5 separate regions of the Homo sapiens genome follow, and regions 1, 2, 3 and 5 are each linked to region 4. A link is an interaction called in ENCODE POLR2A ChIA-PET data of the cell type or tissue named here. Cell type or tissue: MCF 10A. All regions are shown on one strand. Each heading gives the region's core, and the rest is flanking DNA. Links, peaks and the distances in the headings are about the cores only.

Region 1 (4,895 bases), core at 428-4,427, 280 kb after region 4:
TCATGCCTGTGAAATAATTTACAGAGAAAAGGAACTCAGATTAACAAGACATTAACTATTATTTTAGGAAATTTAAGTCATTTATTTATTTATAGGTAATTCCAGTAATTAAGAGTTTACCCTATCACTTCTACATTAAGTATTGGAATGACCTTGAAGGTGAAATGTCAATCAATCACCAGGGCATTCAGAAACCTGGATTTCAAGCCTGAAGTGCCAAAAGTGCCAACCCTTGCATAAGGTTCTAAGATATGAACAAGCTATGGTTTCGCAGAGCATTCACAATCTGGAGAACTATGTGGAAGTAATTAGATCATAATGAGGTTAATTCATGTAATGATTAAAAAAACTGAAAAAAAATCAAACCAAAAAAACAAAAAGGCAGAAAATAGTGCAACCGACTCAAGCACAACTCTAGAAAGAGTTTGTATGATTTTCAGGGTAAGAAGGAAATATAAGTCAGGTGTAATTTTATAGATGTTAGTGATCATTTTATTCTTAATCACTAGAGCTAACAATTATTGGTAATTTACTATATGACAGACACTATGGTATATGTTTAATTTTTGCAATCTTCCCAATAAACCTATGAGACAAAACATATCATTTCTTTCCTTTCAAAAGTAAAACAAACAAACAAAAAAAACTGAAGCACACAGAAGGGTTAATTAAACTTTCCAAGCTCAAACAACTAGTAAATATGAAACTAGGATTTGACCTCAGACAGGGCAACTCCAGAGCCCTTGTATTTAACCAATATTTAGAGGGGCCTCGACTTTGACAAAAAGTAAGGCAAGTGTGAGCAAATAGCTCAGAAGAGTAACGATAACTGTTCTTATCAAGGCAATCCTCAACTAAGATCTAGATCCATTGGTCCAACTTTTAATCCTCATGGCATTTGATCCAATGGTGTGGATACCTTGATCACACACTCACTCTTGAAGCACATTTTTCACTTCATTTCTGGACACCACTGTCCTTTGCATTTCCTCCTACCTCAGTGTTTCTTGTCCCAAGCATTCTTTAATAGTTCCTCTATTTTCTCCATGACATCAAAATATTCATGGCTTCCTCCATTACCTTAGGTGATATGATCCAGGCTCAAAGCTCTAAATGTATATCTGCTGACACCTACACCTATATCAAGTCAAGAGCCTGCCCTTGTACCCCAGACTCAAATATACAGCTGTCTACTCAACCAATACTCGAATCTCTAAAAGATAGCTCAAATATAACATATTCAAAGCCAAATGGCTGATCATCCTTTCTCCTTTCTCTTCTAAACAACAAAAACAGAAGCAAAATTAATCTTCCTGTCTCCAGAAATCTCACTAAATAGCAATTCCATTCTTCTCCTTGCTCAGGGTAAAAACCTAGGAGCCATTCTTGACTCTTCTATTACTCTTATATTCCACATCTGATCTGCTCACAATAGTTGTTGAGGCTGCAATGGAAATATATCCAGAATCCCACTACTTCTTATCCCCTCCCCAACACCAACTATACCTACCAAGTCCAACCAACTATCATTTTGAGTTTGATTGTAATTTCTAGTTTGTGTTGTCACTTCTGGTTTGGATTACCACATAGCCTACAGAAAGCTGCCTGAGTGATCCTTAACATAAGCCTGATAATGTGACTCCAAATGCTCTCCATCTCACTTAAACTAAGAATAAGAGGTCCTATGAGGTTCTATGTGATCATGAGGGCCCCTGCTACCTCCCTAACCTTATTTTTCCTCACTTCCTTGGGATCACTTGGCTTCAGGCACCCTTGGCTACTTCACTCTTTCTTAAAAATGCCAGATGCCAGCCATGATCTTCTCAGACTTTTCACGCTTGTGCTTCCCTCTGTCTATAACATGCTTATCCCAAATATCTGCAGAGCTCACTTCCTCACCTCCTTGAGATCTCTCCTCAAATATCTCTTCCTCTTAAGGCTTTTCTTAACCACTTTGTGCAGAATAGCAACTATGGCTCCACTCAACCCAAAGCACTCTTTCACTTTTATCTTGCTTTATTTTTCTCTATAGAACCTAACATGTTTACTATGCCTCTCCCACAGTAATATAAACTCTTTTAAGAAAATACACATTGTTTTATGCATAGCTGTACCCTCACCCTCTATAAGACAGCTTGCCACCCAATAAGTCTTCAATAAATATGTCATAATAACAAAATAAATGACTCCTCTGGTTATTCTTATTGGAGTTCTAGAAATAAGACTCAACTTGAAGAACCCAATAGTATAAAAAGTAATGCAGCAGTGTAAGCACTTCTAAAACTGGCTTGTTGATTTGGAATCAAAGTAAAATATTATATGTCACCATAGATTTGGATTGTGAGTCATAGACTATTAAACTTGGGAGGCAGCTGTGCTGGACTAGAAAGAGAGTAACTTGGAGTCAGGTGATGATAGTTGCAGGCTTGGCAGAGCCACTGATCTGCTGCAAACCTTCAGACAAACAGCTTCAACTCTATGGGTTCTCCTATTCCATCTAAATAAAAGAACGCATCACTGTAAATCTCTAGTGTTCCATAATCTGGTATAAATTGAACTACAACTTGTTCAAAAATATTCTTTTGGGGTTTGTTTACAGGACATATCTTGCTGTTGTCAGCTCTATTTGCAAGTTAGAAAAGAAGTCACATTTGAAATTGTGTGGCTATTCTGAAAAATTATGTCACATCAATAACACATAAAGTAGGGGATAGAAGGTTTTTCCTCTCCATGCACCACAGTGGGTGGTAGATATTATCAACTACAACACAGAAGAAACAAGTTTTCAGGAGGCTAAATTCTTCCAGAAAATCTTTCTTTTTTTTAAAAAAAAGCATCAAATTCACACGTGAGAAACAACTTGCAGTTTTCCTTCAAATGTATTTATTTCTGATTCTTGATATACAGTCTCACAGATGCATGGGATGTGATACATTGTTTTCTCATAAGCAATAGAGATGACCTTTAAAAATGCACCCCCTTTTATCCCCCAGCCTGCAATCCCATGAAGATGAAAGCCAGTTTGCTATTCTGCATTAACATTTCTGTGATCAGATATAGTGTGGGCACCTCAATTCTATCTGTGTCAAGACATTTTCACACAAGTGACTCACTCGGTAGAAGCTCAGGCATTGAACACCACTCTGACACCATCTCCTTTGAGGTTGATTCCACTTTGCTGGTGTTACCAGCCAACATCCTGTTTAGCTGCTTTCCTCTGCAACACAACAGTGTAATTGGAAGTGACTGAATAATAAATCTCAATTTCTCTGTTTCATCAAGAGAATCTTCCAATTTACTAGGCTTCTTCTATTCACCAGTTCATCTTCTGCATTATGAATCATTCTTGAACAAACACACAAGTTAACTGTCCGTTCCTATGTTAAAAACACGGTGTAGCAGGGATAATTCTTTCATTAGATTTCCTAGATCTGTTTTGTGGGGATCTCAAAGAAAAGCTAGTGTTGAATATATAGACAGGTCATCCACCTCCTCACATGGGTAATGCCAGCTCCAACATGCACGAGCTCAATGTGCGGCCATTCCAAGGCATCTCTCTGTCCTAAGTAACCCCCTCCCTGCTACCAAGCTTCAGTCTTCCAAATCTGAGTTACCTTTGCTTAATGTAGGTCTACCTGAACTTTTTACCCAGAACATTATAAATCATGAATGGCATTCTCACAGGCTAGAGGAAAAACAAGTAGGAGGAAAGGGTAGAAAAACACATGATATGGGAAAATAATGATAGGTACATGGCACTAATATGTGTCCCAAGTATACTGAGTCAAAAAATAGTCTTCATTTTCCCATGTTTAAAATGCGAAGGATGGTTGGGTACCACAAGCTACCCACTTCAATTGTTTGACATCATTATAGATTAAATATTCCTCTACTAGGTAGAATTGAATAGCTCTCTATGGCCATCAGAATAACTTCAGAACTCTTTACATTAGCACGAAACACACTTTATGACTGGCTGCTTCATTTCTTCTCACAATCTCAGCCTCCATGCATTAACGTTGTGAACTTATCTACTTTCCTAAAAACAGACTGTGATAAGCATAAGAACAGCCCTCCCCACCCCGCCAAGAATGTACACACTCTAATTCCTCGAACTTGTGAACATGTTGATTACAAAGACTTTGCAGATGTGATTAAGGTTAAAGATTTTGAGACAGGGAGATTAGCCTGAATTATCCAGGTGAGCCTCATCTAATCACATGAGTTCTTAAAAGCAAAGAATCTTTCCCAGCTGTGGTCAGAGAGACATGACTATGAAAGAGTGGTCAGAGAAATGCAATGTCACTAGAAAGACAGAGTCCGAGAGCCAAGAAATATGGGCAGCCTCTAGAAGCTGGGAAAGGTAATGACTATGACTAGAGCCTCCAGAAAGGAACGAAGCTCTGCTGACACCTTCATCTTAACCCAGTGAGTCCTGGACTAGAATTCTGACCTACAGCACTGTAAGATAAGAAATTTGTGATGTTTTAAGACACCAATTTCGTGGTATCTTGTTACAGCAATAATAGAAAACTAATCTGTAGACTAGGCCCACTCCTATTCTCCAGTCTTTGCTCATCATATCTTAGGAGCAGTTAATGGTCCTTATGGCATCCTCTACTTAGTTCCCATAAAGTTTTCCAGATGACAGTTAAATCAGTAATATATGACTACCCTCCCAACCCCAGCACACACTAGATTTTTCATTCCTTGAGTTTATCCAATGCTGGGTTGCTAGCTATAGAGCTACTGTAGAAATCACTTCAGTTCTACTATGTGATCAGTAAATAATTCTCAGGGAGAAGTTAAGATGTAATAATTCTGGGAATTGTAAAACATTAGAGCTGGTCACAATTTTGGAGATTATCAAGTAAAATCTCTCATTTGACAGAGGG
Region 2 (4,895 bases), core at 539-4,538, 140 kb after region 4:
GTTATGAAAAGTGGTTTTTTTTTTATGTGCTGTCTTTACATAAAAGCTTAGCTGTGAGTTTCCAGGAATACTTCCCATCCACTCCTTAAGTACTTACGTTTCAGTGGATATGAGGCACTATCACACAAAGCCAGCATAAAAGCCAGACTGAAAGAACTTAATGTGCTCTACTGTCTCTGTAGCTTGGACCACAATGTTAGATGGTAACTAGGAGTCAACAGTGTCCTTTTCCAACAAGAAAAGTATAGAGAAAATAAGAATAGAGCAGCCTGGCTGCTAGAGTTCTATGTTCCTCTCTATCATAAACTTTCTGGGTGCTATTTAGGAAATCATTTCACCTCTCTGGGTCCGGTTTCCTCAAGTGGGCGCAATCATCTTCAATCTTCTAATGCACATGTTTCTTGCAACAAATAAACCAAACAGGAGAAGTAGGACTACTCAAGTAATTTGTGAATGGCAATATGAATAAAGGGACACACAAACCATCATCATGTACATCGTCACCATCCACCTTTTTATTATTACAGCTAACCTTTGGGCCAGGCCTTACTCCAAATGCTTCAGATGTATTTCATCCACCCTGCATCTTGATTAGGTGGTTACTTTTATTGCCCTCATTCAGTGCTAAGGAAATTAAAGCACAGATTTCTAAGTAGAGCACTCAAGGCACTGAAGCCTGGATTCCAGTATGACTCTATAGTCCATGGCCTTCACCAGTCAGCTACATGTAGTATTACAAGAGTGGCATTATCAGTACCTATTTGTTATCCCTTCTCTACTTTCGAACTTTTAGCTATGTCATTATATTGCACTCATAACTAAAAATGAATAAAGTTTAACCCAAATTGTATTTACTGAGCAGGCACAAGGTGGCAGATACTGCATTAGTCAGCACTTTGATGATAAAGGTAAGGATAAACTTAGAAATGCAAAATAGTCATGACACAGTAGCTTAAACTGACAGGCAGGAGTAGCTAATACTGTTTCTCTCTAGGGAAAAATATGGATAGAAGTATCTTAAAGGAAGAAAGAAAGGGTCTCAGATGAAGATAAAAACAGTCATGAGAGATAACCCATAATTACCTACTTAAAATGTATAGGGATTATACTAGATGAATGTTCTAAAAACTACACATAATATTGTTAGCATCCTTCTACAAATAGAGGCCCATGAAAATTAAGGAGTTCCCTAAAATCTAACAGGTAGTACAGGTAGGGCAAGACTCAAGTCTGAGTCTGTCTGGGTCTAGCAACTGTGTTCTTAACTACCAAACTACCCCTAAAAGAAGAAGAAGAATGTGGAAAGAGAGAACACTTTGACTATTCTCTCCTTCTACCAGGGTCTGACTACAGGGATTTTGGTAAGTATTTATAGAACCCATCTACATTTTACACAGCTATTTATCATCCTTTAAAATGTGTTATTGCTTGTGCTCAAAGGGAACACGAAAATTAGGGCACCGTATCCATTCCAACTTGTAGATTAAAGGAACACAGAATGTTTTTTGAAACATTAGAAAAATTAGATGTAAAACCACAAATAAAGAAAAAAACTTATCTTTCAGGGAGCAGACCCCTTGAAACAACATATTTTTTGCTTCAACAAATACTTTCTGCTAGCATTACTGTGGCATACTAAGAAGTTTATCGATTTAGAGTTATCAAGCTCTAACCTCCAAAGGAAAAGCCTAACCCCGAGCAAACAGCAATACTGACATGTCACATAGCGTAATGAACACTGGACTCGGGAGCCAGAGGACTAGGATTTATGCCCCAAGCCTGCTGCATACTAGTCACATGACCTAGCTATGTCACATAATCTCTCTGCATCTCGCCTGCTTATTCTAGACTAGGTCAATTCCATTTGCACTTTATAAGGTAGGTATGAAGATGATGACCTTTGGGAGCATTATGCACATCTTTCAGAGTTTGTCACATGTAAATATTGGCAATATCTTGGGTTACCTTGTGATAAAGTCAGGGAAACAGATGCAGTGATTTCACAGGTCAGAGAAGGATATTCAACTTAAAAATCCCATTCTGGATTTTCTAAGGTCACTTATTGAGCCAAAAAAAAAAAATGAGCTCAGAATTCCTGATATACCATCATGTGTCAATGGGACAAAAATTACTAATATTTATCTCACTAGTTTCTGATACAACAGGAAACCTCTAACAAACAGGTAGCATAATAAGCTATATGGATTTGGGCAAGTCACTTCACTTCTGTGGGTCTCAACTATACCCATTCCTCCGCTCACTTGTGATTCAACAAATATAGTAAAGGGTACTAATTCTTACCATATGGACCTCAGAGAGACTATTAGGAACTGTGAAGTGAGATAATGAACTGTGAAAATTCTCCGAAAACAATGAAATGTCAAACAAACCTGGAGGACATTATGTTGAGTGAAATAAGCCAGGCACAGAAAGATAAATATTGCATGATCTCACTCAAGTGTGGAATCTAAAAAAGTTGATCTCATGGAAGTAGAGAGTAGAATAGTGGTTAACACCTCCTCTAAGCCACTGTGAGAAGGACTCCATCACTTGCAAATACAATTGATTACACAAAGCACAAGCAAGTCAACTTTTCCTGCCAAGAAGATTTGTTGCCCTTGGTGAAATAATAGCATTCTGGCCAGAAAGGAAATTTCATCATTTTCCTATGACTTCGATTCTGACTTTTGCAATATGCATGCCTGGGCTTCAGAGTCCAGAACCCAATTCTGGCCCTGTTAGTTTACAGCCTAGAGCCAGTGATTTGATCACTGACTGAGCTGAGGATAGATTTGCTAACTACCATAGCTGGGTGCCAGGCCGACCCCAGGCTCAAATCCTCCCAACACTGAGGCTGCATAGACAGGCTCTCCAGCCAAGCAGGCAGCAGAAGTGTCCTGAATGTTTACCATGTACCAGGCACAGAGATAGAGGAGGAAATAGCATACACAGAGCTCCTGCTGTGTCAATCACATCTCATTCTTTTCTCGTTTAATCTTTCCCTGATGAGGTAGGCAGTATTAGCTCTGATTTTCAGAGCAGTTAACAGATGTGAACAAAGTTAAAATAATAGAGGCGGGATTGTAATCTAGGATTAACACTGAAATTTAAGCTCTTTTTCAGATGAACGAAAGTGCCTGCCCTCCAGGAGCTCACAATCTAGTGGGAAAGTCAGAAAGGTAACTCAATAGACTGTGAGCTCCTTGAGGGCAAGGACCATTTTAAATTTTTTCTTGTATCTTCAGCATCAAGCATGTTGTCTACCATGCAAAAGGCACTTAATAAGTGCTTGCTGAATAGACAAGCCATATTTAGATGTTGCCCTTCATAAAATACAAACCTAATTATATTACTCATCTGACTTCACAAACCTCTTCTAGCTCCTCTTTGTCAAACTCCTGAGTACTACTTAGAAAGTCCTTGAAGGGCCTGCCTTCATAGTCTCATCTTCTGTGATTCCCTTCCACATCCTCTGTGTACCACACTTCCATCTTCCAACTATCTTGGCATATAGGTGGTGTTCAACAAATGTTCATTGAATGGGCAAACAAAGCCAAGAAGGGATATATCTGCATAACATCAGAGGCATCAATATAATGCCTTATGAACACCAAGGGTAGATTTATCCAACTGAAGGCATCAGGAAGGTTTCACAGAAGACAGGACAATTGATTTGAGTCATTAACTCTAAAATCTCAAAGGCTAGATGACATTGCATAGGGAAAATTCAATCCTCTTTTGCTATTAATTAGGCAAATGACATCATAACAAAACATTTTTCTTTAAACCAGAATATGAGCTGTGCCAAATTCCGTCATCTAAAGGATATGGGTTTAGGCCAAAAGCCCATCATATAGATTATTGTTTTTCTTCTCCCAAGTACTTTGGAAAAACTAAGTCTCATTTGGCATGCAGTGCCTCTCAGCAAGGTCATGGTTCTTCTGCCGTGGTGCCTGGGGCAGTTAAGGTAAGAATTGTGTTTCAAAAAAATACCTCAGACACTGTTAAGAATAAGATAACGTGGTGAAACCCCGTCTCTACTAAAAATACAAAAAAATTAGCCAGGCATGGTGATGGGCGCCTGTAGTCCCAGCTACTCGGGAGGCTGAGGCAGGAGAATGGCATGAACCCGGGAGGTGGAGGTTGCAGTGAGCCGAGATCGTGCCACTGCACCCCAGCCTGGGCGACAGAGCGAGACTTCATCTCAAAAAAAAAAAAAAAAAGAGTATAAGACAGCTGGTTAGACAGGATGACATGGGAATATTCAGAGCTTTGGTCAAGAAATCAGACCAATGAGTCAGTAAGAAAGGGTCATTGAATTACTCCATTTTCACACTGCTATAAAAAACTTCCCTGAGAATGGGTAATTTCTAAAGAGGTTTAACTGACTCACAGTTCCGCATGGCAGAGGAGGCCTCAGGAAACTTAAAATCATGGCAGAAGGGGAAGCAGGCACCTTCTTCACAAGGTGGCAGCAGAGGGAGAAGCGAGCAAGAGCAAGGAAAACTGCCTTAAAAATCTCAGATCTCATAAGAACTCCCTCACTATGAAGAGAACAGCATGGGGGAAGGGCCCCCACGATCCAATCACCTCCCTCCCTTGACATGTGGGGATCACAATTCAAGATGAGGTTTGGGTAGGGACAAAGCCAAACCATATCAGCTAGTAAGAAAGTGGGGGACACTCCCAAATTAGCACTTTCATCCTTGATCCCAGCATTAGAACAGACTATGGTATACCAGGGTGGGGGAGAGAGGAAATCTGCCTCCATCTAGATCACAGGCATCACTGGGTTTGCTCATCTGCAAAATAAAGCAGCTGAAACCGAACTAGATGATCTCCATTACCTGGAAATTGGAAATGAGGGAGCATGGAGAAAAGAGATAAGCTATAAC
Region 3 (4,895 bases), core at 422-4,421, 52 kb after region 4:
TGATAGAAAAATGGAGGCAGGATTTTTTTTTCTTTTTTTAAAAAAAACTTTTATTTTAGGTTCAGGGGTATATGTGAAGGTTTAGTCACATAGGCAAACTCATGTCATGGGGGTTTGTTGTACAGATTATTTCACCACTCAGGTATGAAGCCCAGTACCCAACAGCTATCTTCATTCCTCTCCCTCCTCTCCCCCTCCACCCTCAAGTAGATCCCAGTGCTTGTTGTTTCCTTATTTGTGTCCACGTGTTCTCATCATTCAGCTCTCACTTATAAATGAGAACAAGCAGCATTAGTTTTTCTATTCCTGCATTACTTTGCTAAGGATAATGGCCTCTAGCTCCATCCATGTTCCTGCAAAATACATGATCTCATTCTTTTTTATGGCTGCTTAGTATTCTGTGGGGTATATGTACCACATTTTCTTTATCCAGTCTGTCGCTGATGGGCATTTAAGTTGATTCCATGTCTTTGCTATTGTGAATAGTGTGGAGACAGCATTTCTAATATCCAACTTTCCAGAGTTTGGCTGTGAAGGAAGGGATAAAGCAATAGCTACAGAGAGCTGTGGAGTCAATGGAGGGAAAATATGGGCCAAGCTGGGGCACAAATGGATGTTGACGAGAAGAATCCCATTGGGTAGGATAAAGAATGGATGATCCATGGAGCCAGGGCACTCAGAAGACAGGGGAAAAAGGGACCAGAGATACATGGAGACCAATTGGCAACTGATAATCTGATAGGCACTAAGGGACAGAAAGGATGGGCACAGATTTGAGAGCAGAAGCTGAAAGAGTTTCTTCTGGCAGCTTTCATTTTCACTATGAAGAATGAGGCCAGGGCATCCCTTGAGAAGGAAGGAGTGGGGAAGGGAGATAGAAGTCACAGTAGAGAATGTCTGAAACAGTTGAGAGCAGGGTGTAAGAATGTAGGCTGTGGGTGGGGTCAAGGCGCAGGTCAAGGCTGGTCACAACTTATAATGATATGATTATGCCCGGCTGTGTTTTGTTTTTTTTTTTCCCAGCAACATTCAGCTGTTCTGGCAAGCAAAAGACAAGTGGCTGGGTTCATCTGCATCAGAATATTGCTAGGAGGGTATAACAGGAGAGAGAGGCTAGGAACTGCATTCATGATCTATTTGACAGAGAAGGCATGACATGACAGGTATCTTCAGGGTAAATCTCTATAGTCACAGTTAGCATTTATTAAACATATCTTAGGAGGCAGATACTGTGCTAGGCAATTAAACCACATAAACTCATTTAATATTCCCATTAATTCAACATGATAAGTATTCCCTTTTATTAACCTCCTTTTATAGATGAAAAACCTTTGCTTTAGAGAACTAAAGAAACTTGATCCCTTTCACAATGTAGGAAGTAGCAGGATCTGGGTTCAAATTGATATCTCTCCAATTCAAAGGTTCTGTACATTGCTTTTCAGCTTCCAGGTACATGATGCCTGAGACAAGTGGCAAGGATGGTCCTGAAAGTGATGAGATACTGAGTTTTGATCTTTGGATTTGATATTTCCTGATGTGAATTTGCAACTGGAGATGAAGCCAAATTCCCTTTAGTTGAAAAAAGTATTAACTGGTATTACAACATTATTTCCATCCAAGGCAAATGAATAACTATGATACTCTTTCAAGAAGACAGGATATACTGTGGGCTTTGGTACAAGCATATCAGAAGATCCATGTAAAAAGATGTCCTTTTTCTGTGTTTCATGTGTGATATGGTTTGGCTGTGTCCCCACCCAAATCTCATCTTGAATTGTAGTTCCCATAATCCCCACGTGAAGTAGAAGGGACACAGTGGGAGGTAAGTGAATCAAGGGGGGTGATAGATTTTTTTTTTTTTTTTTTGAGACGGAGTCTTGCTCTGTCGCCCAGGCTGGAGTGCAGTGGCATGATCTCAGCTCACTGCAACGTCCGCCTCCCGGGTTCAAGTGATTCTCCTGCCTCAGCCTCCTGAGTAGCTGGGACTACAGGCACCCGCCACCATGTCCGGCTAATTTTTTTGTATTTTTTTTTTTTTAGTAGAGATGGGGTTTCACCGTGTTAGCCAGGATGATCTCGATCTCCTGACCTCGTGATCCACCCACCTCGGCCTCCCAAAGTGCTGGGATTACAGGTGTGAGCGACCGCACCGAGGCAGGGGGTGATAGTTTTATAAAGGGCTTTTCCTTTTTTGCTTGTCTCTCATTCTCTCTCCTGCCACCCTGTGAAGAGGTGCCTTCCACCATGATTGTAAGTTTCCTGACGCCTCCCCAGCCGTGTGGAACTGTGAGCCAATTAAACCTCTTTTCTTTATAATTGCCCAGTATCAGGTATTTCTTCCTCACAGTGTGAAAACGGATTAATACAAACTTCATGTTGGAAAGACCACTATAAGTCATTTTCTCCACTCCCAGTCCTTGACAAAAGTACTGTCCATAGCATCTCTGAAGAGTGGTCATCCAGTCTCTTTCCTTCCAGTCACAAAATGCTAGAGATCACTCATGTGTCCACCTTCCTTTTAATGTAGTACATATTGCTAAAGGTTAAGTCCTACTTATGGCACTAGCCACTGTTCCAAATATAATTTTATTTGACATTCACAAAACCCCTATAAATACTATTATAGCCGCTTTACACAATGAATAAACTGGAAACCCTCTTTATTTCTCCCGGTGAGTTCCTCCCAGTGAATACACATAACACCAGTCTAACTTCCCTTTCACTCAAAACTCTCAGTGCTGTCAGTCTGAATCCGGTAGTGCCTTTTGGCACCAGATTTGTGCTCTAAGTACAACTTGATGAGGAGATTGCTCAATCTCCTTTGAAAGTGTGATCCATTGCCTAATAGCTGAAAGTGTCTCCTCCATTACTGGAATCAGCTGCCCAGCACTGGGATTACTGGAAAGAACTGTTGTGATGGGAACATTTGATCACATATGTAAATTTTCTGGCATCTTCTGAAAGGGACAGTGGGCTGCATCTGATAAAGACATGGATCCAGAAACAATGTAATGAGAATGAGAATGGCGGGGTGGGATCCTGAGGGGGGATGTGTGGAACAATGGTCTTGAGGTCAGGAAGGTAGAGAAGAGGAACGTTTTCACTAGAAGGGAGAAACAAGGAGAGGAAGTGGACTTTTACTAACATTCCAGACTGAGTAGAAACCTGGGGAGCATGTCCAGCTGGCTGAAGAACCTGGTAGAGAACAGCAGCCCTGAGCTTGAATTCCTTCCCCAACTTCACAGATGATTCCTTTGGGAATGTCACCCTCTTTACCAAAGCCTAATTTCTCCCACTTGTGCTTATGAATTTGGATACAAACTGTGCCTCCTCCATTTCTGGAATCAGCTGTCCATTGATGGGAAGCCCTTAAAGGAATTCCATTTGCTGCTCCAATTCTGACCTCACAGACATCATTACAGAATCATTTTGGATACTCAAGAGATTGCAATGCTCCAAAAAAATTGTTGTTCTCAGAGCTCCTGGAAACACAAAGGTTTGATTTCAATGTTACTAAGAGTCCTTTAATCTGATTAACTGATTATTTGTATATAGTTTGGAAGAAGGGGAAGTTCTGATTTCTGTACCTCGTCGGAACTCTCCCTTCTTCCAAACTCTTTATAAAGTCCTATCCAGGCAGAAAACAAGAAGTGGCAGGAAGCTAACTGACGTATAGGTGTTCTAGTCTAAATGACAAGGTTTAGAGCCACACAGCCTTACATTCCAGTCATCCAACCAGCTCTATGTTCTTGGGCAACTCCCTTAAGCCCTCTGTGCCTTTATTTCCTCATATATATATATATTTAAATAAGAAAGAAGAAATCTGTTCGTTAGGCTCAAATTTAGGTTGGAAATGGATGAAGGAACTAGAAGTTAGCCAAAACAGAAGATTCAGATGGACTTGAGAATTTTCTTCAAATACTTAAAAGGCTGCCAAGTGGAAGATGTATTAGCTGTCTTCTCTATGGACCAATGAAAACATGTTGTAAGGAAATAGACTTCTTTCCAAAAAGTAACTTTTTAACCTTTAGAGATTTCAACACAAGGAAAAGCTGCCTTGAGAGCTAGTAAATTTCCCATCATTGGAATTACACTTATTTAAAAAAAATGGCATCCATTTTTTTTGCAAAATCCATTGCAAAATCACTTTGCAAACTCCATTGCAAAAAAAAAAAAGTCTTTTTGAAAAATGAATGAGCAGCCTTCTGTTTGTATCTTTTGTAAACTGCTCACGTGGTTACTTGGCACAAAATGAAAGCAGACCTCCATATTCCAAGACCGACCCATTGAAAGGGAACCAAACGGCACATGTGATGAGTTTGAAGGGTCCTTGCGTGTGCTATTCAGTGAGCTTCTGCCATCCTCAGATCTGTGTGTCAGCCTCGCACTGATGCACGTCCCTTCCTGATTTTCTACTGTCAATCGTACTAAATGAAATAATCCATGGTCCATAGCATCCACTTTACAATTCAGTTTTACTCACCTAAGGAATATGTCTGCAATACCCCTATCTCTCAAGCACACTATCATCAGGTACTTTTTCAGAAGGGGAGGTGGCAAATTACTCCAAACTGCAAGAATTTCTATAAGTGCACTAACATTCCTTAGTTTTTCAAGGACATCTTTTTTTTTTTCTTTTAAGTTGTCATTTGAATTCAAACTCTTTGGAAAACATGCATAATAATCTTAATGATCCCATTGACTAGTTTAAATTCAAATTGTGAAGCATTTGAAATACCATGCTGACAGCACTTTCCATAAATTACTCTCAAATTCAATACATTTCTACACACAAACACACACACTTTTATAAGTATCACACTCAAAAATCTTCAAATTACAGTTTCTCTTTGCTTGTCCCATTTATATTGTTATTTGGTGGATAAACTAGAGCT
Region 4 (4,895 bases), core at 494-4,493:
GCTCACACAAAGAGAAATAAAAACAGTGGGCTGGCAGTCGATACATTTTTCATTACTGTCTTCTTCTTTAAAGAAAAGTAAAATAAACATTTCCTGCAGTTTTGAAAAGCCAAACATGATCCTACAATTCTGGACAGAAACAACATATAAAATTTATCTGAAATAAAAGGCAAAATTGCCCAAATGCATTTGTTCTAAATCCTGGCTGACAGGTATTCACAAGATCTATAATAAAGCCTTTGGTTCCTCATCAAAAATACAAAGAAGTACCCTGGAACAAGATGCACATCTGAGACAATTATAATGGTTTCCCTTCAAATGAAACTACTGTTTCTTTACATATAAAGACTGGGCAGAAGGCTTGTCCTTGATTCAGGAATTGCTACCTTATTTATGGACAGCTTCCCTGTTAGGTAAGAATGGGCACAGCCTCTCTGCCCATTCATAATTCCATTGATATCAAGGTAGAGACTTGTCACATCGTAGGGGCGTTCCTTTCTTGTTGCCACTACTGACTGCTCTGTGGCAGTCCTAACATGAGTCTTGCCCTATATCTCACTGCCTCATAGTGTATTCTTTTTATTTTTTTTGGAGATGGAGCCTCACTCTGTCACCTAGGCTGGAGTGCAATGGTGCAATTTTGGCTCACTGTAACCTCCACCTCCCGGGTTCGAGTGATTCTCCTGCCTCCGCCTCCCGAGTAGCTAGGATTACAGGCATCTGCCACCACCACCAGCTGATTTTTTTTTTTTTTGTATTTTTAGTAGGATGAGGTTTCACCATGTTGGCCAGGGTAGTCAAGTGATCCGCCCGCCTCAGCCTCCCAAAATGCTAGGACTACAGCTCCTGAGTAGCTGGGATTACAGGCGTCTGCCACCATGCCCAGCTGATTTTTTTTTTTTTTTTTGTATTTTTAGTAGAGACAGTTTTCACCATATTGGCTAGGGTAGTCTAGAACTCCTGACCTCAAGTGATCTGCCCCCCTCGGCCTCCAAAATGCTAGGATTACAGGAGTGAGCCACCGCGCCTGGCCATAGCTTATTCTTTAATAGTGTTATGACCCTGTGAATAATTATTTTATCTAACACTGGATTAAATTTGCCTTCTTGTGGGTTAATTGAAGGATGCAAATAATTGATATATGGGTCTGTTATCAAATGAGAACAGGCAGTAAGGAAAATACACTACTAGGTAGAAGTTACTTCTGCCACAAGCTCTTCCCAGGACATTCAGAGGTCGTTCCTCTCTCAGAGATCAGTTAGCTCATCTATAAAATGGAAGGCTAAGATGAATTTTGTCATGCTCTATGAACTGTAAAACTCATTCATCTCCAAACCATTGGACATAATTCATCTGTAAATTGGCAGCTGCTGACATGGATTTTCACTGATTACCTAAATCATCATACGTGGTGTCCCAGATGCTATGGCAAGATCTAGGATTGCATTATTTGGTCCACGAGACATGGAACCTAAGAACATTAATTCATTTCAGAAATAAAGAGTTAAGGAATGTCAGCTTTCTGCAAGGCCTTGTGCTAGGCACTGAGGTTGTACTGAACAAGACAAAAAGGTTATCTGTATCGCAGGAACTCACCACCTGGTGGCGGAAACTGAGGAACTGAATGGAGAAATTAAAATTTTCACTGGTGTGTTGTGGTTAGTTGGTGAAGAGGATCAAAGATGAGAAAGCAGGCAACTTCCTTGGTGGGGAAGGCTGGTAGCACCACATCTGAACCACTGCAATAGTCACCCAATGGAACGTCAAGGAACCAGGCTCAGAGAGTTCACACTAGCATCAAATTAGCACTGGACCTCAGGCCTAGATTGGAAAACCAAAACCAAGATCAAACAAAACACACCAAAAAAAAAAAAAAAAAAAAAAACACCCAAAAAGAAACAAAAAAATCCTAAAATGGTAAATAATAAGTTTGATGAAAACAAAGATACAAATTGCAGCACCAATAGCACATTTCTATATGTTCCCGCCACTTGATATCAAAGCAGCATGTATTATCATGCTGGCAGGAGAATAGAGTGTGCACAGACAAAGGAAAACATTCAGACCAAAGGGGAAGAAAACTTTGTAGGACCAAGTATCAAAGGCTATAGAGTTGGCTGGCTGACTGAAAATTTCCTAATCTAAGTTTTTAAAAGGAAACTTTTGTGGAAGATTTTGGTTTTAATAATGGGATCTTGGTCTTGTTCTTCCCGAAGCAGGCAAAATAAACTTACAATAAAATGGGGATGCTTTAATAGTAATGTGAACAGTGTAATATAAACAGATATATAAAATACACCCTGAAAAATACATATATGAAAACTTATTTCTTTCTTCCAAATGAGGAGAATCAAAACATATAAATAGTTTACGTTAAAAGAATGAACAGTCCTTGCTGGGACATCCTTGAATGGATAGATTCAACATCCTCATAATTGCTCAGGCTCTTGGGGATTAATTTAATTCTTGGTGGTTCGTGGTTGTAGGGAAACTCTAAAGAAAATAAATGAATTTGAGGCTGACTGAGAGTGCAAAGTGGCTGGATTTGTAAGTGAAGACATTTTGCTTAGTGAAATCTTTCGTCAGATACACTGCCAAGGCTCTAACAGCCCTTCAAGAAGAGAGAAGCATGTCCAAACCAGTTTTGCCTGCAGACAGAGGGATGCTAATTGCTTTACTCAGATTCTCTTAAACCTTCTTGCATGCAGAAGCATCAAAATAGCCAAGCTGTATACACCGCCTCTAGGATCCAACGCTCCACCTGCAGAAAGGAATTCAAGTTTCAACTCTGTCTCACTGGCATAGGTTTGCTTTGGTGCCTAATTAGCAACTAAGTTTGATGACAACATAACTGGCTCTAGGGGATTCTTGTTCCTACCAAACAAAACAAAAAACAAATTCCTGAAGCAAGACCTGAAATGTACCATGGGGAATTCAGAATCAGTGATGCAATTCCAAACTGGGGCTGGTCTCCTCTTTATCTCTGCATCAGCAGTTTCCCTGGAGAGCCTGTCTCCCTCAGTGTGGACCAGCTTTGACAAATATTTACTGACAAATGACTATTATTTTAATAATAATCATCATTTGCAATCATTTGCTGACTTACAGCCAACAAACACTGTCATAGATGCTGTCTTACTTGATCGTCACAACTCTGTGAAGCAAGCATGCAGAGCAGGGCTCATTAAGTTATTTAACTGGGTGAAAGTTTGCACTGATGCCAAGTGGTAAAGCTGGGAGCAAACGATCCAGTGTTATCGACTTGCCAGATACATTTTCCTCCAGTCCTTTTGTCATGAAGGAGGCAGACTTGCAACTGTTAGAATGGCACTGGGATGGTTCAGGACCAAGAAAACCAGGAACCCCTCACCAGCCTACCTTGAAATCCCTGGCATGTCCTAGGCTCCCGCTGAAGACCACAGCTGAACTTGACAACATGCAAGCCTCTGTAATACACACATGGTTGCCCTGTGAAATGGAAGTTCCTTGCCACTGAAGATGGTGAAGCAGAACCCTGATAACCACCTACTTGGAAAACTATAAAGGGGACTCTTTTATTGGGTGGGAGGCTTTTCTAAATAGCAGCTGTCTAGAAAACAGTAAAGGGTATTATTGTATTAGGTTTTGATTGTTGGCTAACAATCTCAGTGGCATAAAACAACAAACATTTACTATCTCACAGTTTCTGAGGGCCCAGGCATGACTCTGGCTGGGTCCTCCACTCGGAGTCTTACAGGCTGCAATCAAAGTGTCAGCTGAGTAGCATTCTCATCTGGAGGGTTGGCTGTGGAAGAATCTTTTCCAGGCACATTCAGATTATTGGCGGAATTCATTTCCTTGTGGGTATGTGAGTCAGGATCCTAGCTTTTTGTTGGCTGTCTGCTGGAAGCTGTCCTTAGCTCCTAAAGGTTGCTCACAGCTCCTTGCCTCATGAGCTTCTCTCATATGGTCACTTATTTCCTCAAGCTGTCAAGGAGAGTCTCTCTATCTGCTGAGATGGACTCGTATATCACAACATGTAATCATGGTAAGTTACACCCCAACACCTTTGCCTTCTTCTATTGATTAGAAGCAAGTTACAGATTCACCTGCACTCAAGGAGAGGTATTACACAGAGATGTAAACACCAGGAGGCAGGGGTCATTGGAAGTCACCCTAGAGCCTGTCCTCCACAAGTATCTATGTAGAAAATTTAAGGTCCTATCCAACTTGCTCTTCCAATATCCCAGAATAAATACTACACCTTCCCACCTACTGAAGTCTCATTAAAATCTATGGGACACATATATAGCACATCTTTATGAGATCCTCTGTTAATTGTTCTGAGGGAAGGAGGTGGTATAGCATACTCAGAAAATGGAGGGCTTAGCCCATATGGCAACAGTCATCTTTATGATACATGTTAAGGTACATGTAGGGAGAGAGAGCTGATTGAAAGTCAGAAAACTTGGGTTCTCATCCAGTTCTCCTATAGACTCACTGTGTGATCCTGCACAAGTTATGTCTAAAATATTATAATTTCAAAATTAAGGTAAAGGAAAATCCAAGAGTACTGAGAGATCTCTTTAACCTGGGTGTCCACTCAATCTATGCAGTGTACATGGAACACCGGAAAGAGCCTGGGTGGCCAGGCCTGCAGGGTTATCTCCTTGTCCTCCAGGCTCCCTGCCTTGAAAGTGTATCCTTGTTATATGCTACAGAGGGGGAAGCACCCAGCTAGAGACCAAAAATGTCACTTTAAATTGAGGCAAGTGGGACTGGGCTGAGACCTGGTTGGCTCAGACCAAAAAGGATCAGGACTTTCTAGCAGCTGTTGGGGCAACTACTCCTAGGAGACTCCTCTCTCTCCTAACTGCTGGGACTGAACCCTTTGAGCCCCAGTGCTTGATTTTGCT
Region 5 (4,000 bases), core at 1-4,000, 1.0 Mb before region 4:
TGAAACAATTTTGAGACATCTATTTCCATCGTTGATAATTAGGTACCGTGTGGGCCACTAATACATAAGCATCTGTGTTGGCTGGGGGTAGGTGTAGGGGGTGCTTGGGGAGAGATTTAAACAAACCCTTTCCTCTACTTGCAACATCTCTTAAAAGCTTGTCATCATGTTACTTCCTATTTCTTTAGAGTTCATTTGTTTAAGACGGAAACGTGCTTCATCTTGTTCGCTTTTTCTGCATTCTTTGTAAACTTAATATTCTAATTAGCCCCAACACGGAAAAGAATGTAACACAACTGTCTTAGTTGTGCCATAGAGTTAGAATCTATCTATTAACATGTTTTAGTAATAACAAGAAAAATAATAAAAACAAACCTATTATGAGAAGCTGCCCATGCCAATAAATTTGAAACATTACCAGGAATATAAAGGAAGGAAGGAAACAGGTGAAGACACTCACAGCAACAACAAAAAGGTAGGAAGAATAAATAGGAGAGAGGAAGGGAGGTAAGAAGGAAGAAAGAGAAAAGGAGGGAGGGGGGCTCAGGAAACTGTGGAAAACAAGTGTCATAGCTTAGCTCATATTTAATCTTGTCACCTCACTAATCCTGACCTCACTATGGCAAGAGAGATGAAAAATTTCCTTCTGCTTAGAGAGTTGGTGATTGAGCTGGGAATGGGGTTACCAGATAATCTCCAGCCTAATTAAAATTTAATTGTAAAAGCAATGAAATTTTTCAGCATAAGTAAGGAATATTGGCCAGGCACAATGGCTCATGCATGTAGTCCCAGCACTTTGGGAGGCCAAGACGGGAGGATTGCTTAAGCCCAGGAGTTCCAGACCAGCCTGGGAAACATGGCAAAACCCCTGTCCCTAAAGAAAAAAAAAATACATAAATTAGCCATCAGGAAGCTGAAGTGGGAGGACTGATTGAGCCTGAGAGGTAGTGGCCACAGTGAGCCATGATTGCACCACTGCACTTCAGCCTGGGTGACAGAAGGAGACTCTGTCTCAAGAAAACAAAACAAAATAAAACAAAAGTAATAACTATTGCATGGGATTCCCTTATGCTAAACATTTTTTCATGGTTTATTTGAAATTCACATTTAACTGACATCCTTGGTTTTTATTTGCTAAATCTGGCAACTCTAGCTAGAAAGGATAAGTAAAAATTTTAAGAAGTTTCTTAAATTTCTTAATTTAAGATTTAAATTTAAAATTTCTTAATTTGAAATTGGATTTTTGGAACCTGAAATTGGAAATTTCAAATTTAATTCCATATGCTCATCATCTATATTCAATAGTTAACTAACATTTTGCCAATCTTCAAGGTAGATTGCCAGGATGATAACAACTCTTAAGTTTCTGGTAGATAGATGAGGATTATTAACCAAATTACATTAAATAGCCAAATTATGTGACATAATTTTGGTAGGCAGCAGTGAGAGGAGAGAGAGAGAGAGAAAAAAAAAATGTTTTGAACAGAGGAAGTAGCAGGAGACAGGGCATGCAGAAGGGAAAACAAAACAAAAATCATCTTTTGTTGACTGCGAAACACCACCTCTGCCTGTTGGGAAGAGTATATATTTGGAAGCATCGTACACCGTGAAGAACACGGTACTCACAGAGGCAGAAGGCTCATTCCCCTACTTTCCAAACTGAGGTATAATCTCAAGAAAGGTTACATAACTTTGCATGTGAGAAGTGAGAATAACACCTGCCAATGTGACAGGTTTGTTATGAGGATTAAATGTGATAATACATATATGTGTGTGTTTTGAAAAATATAAGACATTTTCCAAACAGAAAGGGATTATTATTAGCCGTGGGGAATTGGGCCAAATACAAACACTTTGGTCAGAGTGTGACATGCTTACAGGTCATCATGCAGTCACCAACAATGGACCATCAGCAATCCATGAACTGAGGCGAGTGTTAGAAAGATCCTTCTGCCTGACACTGAAGAGGAAGAGTAGGAAAAGAAAATGTCTAGGAGCACTGATGGGGCTTATCACACCAGTTGAACAACAGGTAGGTGTATGGATGGGTTTGCCAAGGAACAGGGATATTAAAATTAGGGAAAAGAGACATTACCAAAACCAAATTAGCAGGATAGTACCAAGTTTTAAGTTTCTGGTAGATGAATGAGAATTATTAACAAATTATATTAAATAACCAAATTACACTACGTAATCATTTCTACAGGTTACAAAGCAAAAACGCTTTGCTTTGCCCAACCCTATAAGAGTTATACTTTCCAAGGCTAGCAAACACAGAAATACTGCCTACAAGTCCCCATGCTAGAAGGTAGCATTCCATTTTCTTAGGAGAAAATTGTCATTAACAAGTGCTGATCATGTTTGTAAACCTCCAACACTTTGGGTACATTCAGTTTCATATTGTTTGCCAGTTGAAATAAGAAAAACTCCTCTTAAAACAGGGATTCTTTGATTTTAAGTTGCACGTGTACATTTGATTAATTTCCTTAGAAGAACCAAGTAAAAACAATCTCTTCTTCCAAAATTAACAGTTTCCTGAATGTGGAATATGGACAAAACCCAAAGTGAAATCTCCTGAAAACAGCAAATACTCATGGAAATAAACCACTACCCGTGTGATCAAAGGAATAGACACTCTGAGCACTTGCTTCAAAGATAGACCCATTGATAGGAAGTCTGACGCGTGAGCCAAATCTTGCCTTCCCCACTTTACATTATTATTATTATTATTATTATTATTATTATTATTATTATTATTATTATTATTTTGAGATGGAGTCTCGCACTGTGGCCCAGGCTGGAGTGCAATGGCACGATCTTGGCTCACTGCAACCTCTGCCTCCTGAGTTCAAGTGATTCTCCTACCTCAGCCTCCTAAGTAGCTGGGATTACAGGCACCTGCCACCATGGCCAGTTAATTTTTTGTATTTTTAGTAGAGATGGGGTTTCACTATGTTGGCCAGGCTGTTCTCGAACTCCTGACCACCTGCCTCGGTCTCCCAAAGTGCTGGGATTACAGGTGTGAGCCACTGCACCCAGCCGCCTTCCCCACTTTTTTGGAACATTTTAAAATGCTTTGAACCCAGACTTGCTTTAGTTGTAGGCAAACAGTTGCTGACAGGACAGGAACTGAGCCTTCGGTAAGAATGTATTGCAATGCTTTCATTATGTTAATTATATCTGAGACACCAGGAGGCTGGTATATACACACCATGGTAAGTATTTCTATTCATTTGATTTTACTGGGCACCAGATTCATTTACAATTAGGACACAGTTAGGACAAAAAAAGTAAAAACGATACAGTTATTCCCAGTCAGAGAACCAAAGAGAGGAAATTGGCAGACATCTTTTGTTTTACATGCCTTCATAAACTATAATTTATTCTCTCCCCATTTAGCCTTTTATCATTAGGAGTTTAATTTTTATAAAATATAACTATTCATCTATGTCCTTCTAGACAGTATAACTAGACCCTCCATCTAGTTTAATAAGCTATACAGAATCTGAGAATATAAAGTTAAGAAGATTTTAATCCTGAAACTCTAGAGCTTTATATGTGTGGGATCTCAAACTAGGAGATTTGACTCCCTCCACCAAGGTCAAAGTGAATTAGGGACTGCATGAAAAACCCAGCATTTTTGTCTCACAGGACTCGGACGATCCATAAGATCAGGTCACTCTTCCCTATCTCAGTGAAGATTTAAATGTTTAGAGACATATGACCCAGTTCTCTGTCTTCAAGCTTAGAAAAAATGTACCGTTTGACATTTAGCAAAGACAAAAAAAAAAAAAGGAAAAAAACCATATGAAATCAACATCTATTATGTTTCAACAAAATATCAAAACATATATAATTGCTTTTTCCAAAAAACTGACCCATCCTAAGGAAAGATTTAGGTGCAGAGATTTAAGAATTGTGCTTCTTATGAAAAAAGGGTGTGCTTGCTCTGTCTAGAGCACCAAACTCTCTCATCACACCACTTGGTTTATGGTCTTAA

What was found. Peaks named below come from ENCODE experiments on the same cell type or tissue, not always from the same donor. Only the 100,000 strongest peaks of a DNase experiment are listed, where the experiment ranks them.
Region 1: POLR2A ChIA-PET joins it to region 4 with 5 read pairs; 3 of 35 experiments call an interaction of 5 or more read pairs at or near these places.
Region 2: POLR2A ChIA-PET joins it to region 4 with 5 read pairs; 1 of 35 experiments calls an interaction of 5 or more read pairs at or near these places.
Region 3: POLR2A ChIA-PET joins it to region 4 with 8 read pairs; 1 of 35 experiments calls an interaction of 5 or more read pairs at or near these places.
Region 5: POLR2A ChIA-PET joins it to region 4 with 5 read pairs; 1 of 35 experiments calls an interaction of 5 or more read pairs at or near these places.

The regions. Positions count from the first base shown.
Region 1 is chr3:188,552,084-188,556,978 of GRCh38, reverse strand. All of the region lies in intron 6 of LPP (LIM domain containing preferred translocation partner in lipoma), which reads right to left. Among named protein-coding and RNA genes, the nearest start is that of LPP-AS1, 14 kb to the left of the region's middle. In MCF 10A, for the core only: no CTCF peak of the experiment used is centred there; no DNase peak of the experiment used is centred there.
Region 2 is chr3:188,687,104-188,691,998 of GRCh38, reverse strand. All of the region lies in intron 7 of LPP (LIM domain containing preferred translocation partner in lipoma), which reads right to left. MIR28 (microRNA 28) reads right to left here and starts at 3,218; the gene lies at 3,133-3,218. In MCF 10A, for the core only: no CTCF peak of the experiment used is centred there; DNase peaks (open chromatin) are centred at 2,628 and 4,388.
Region 3 is chr3:188,778,863-188,783,757 of GRCh38, reverse strand. The region is part of intron 9 of LPP (LIM domain containing preferred translocation partner in lipoma); the gene reads right to left. Among named protein-coding and RNA genes, the nearest start is that of MIR28, 93 kb to the right of the region's middle. In MCF 10A, for the core only: no CTCF peak of the experiment used is centred there; a DNase peak (open chromatin) is centred at 2,807.
Region 4 is chr3:188,831,315-188,836,209 of GRCh38, reverse strand. The region is part of intron 9 of LPP (LIM domain containing preferred translocation partner in lipoma); the gene reads right to left. Among named protein-coding and RNA genes, the nearest start is that of TPRG1-AS1, 110 kb to the left of the region's middle. In MCF 10A, for the core only: no CTCF peak of the experiment used is centred there; a DNase peak (open chromatin) is centred at 2,769.
Region 5 is chr3:189,834,683-189,838,682 of GRCh38, reverse strand. All of the region lies in intron 4 of TP63 (tumor protein p63), which reads right to left. Among named protein-coding and RNA genes, the nearest start is that of MIR944, 6.8 kb to the right of the region's middle. In MCF 10A, for the core only: no CTCF peak of the experiment used is centred there; no DNase peak of the experiment used is centred there.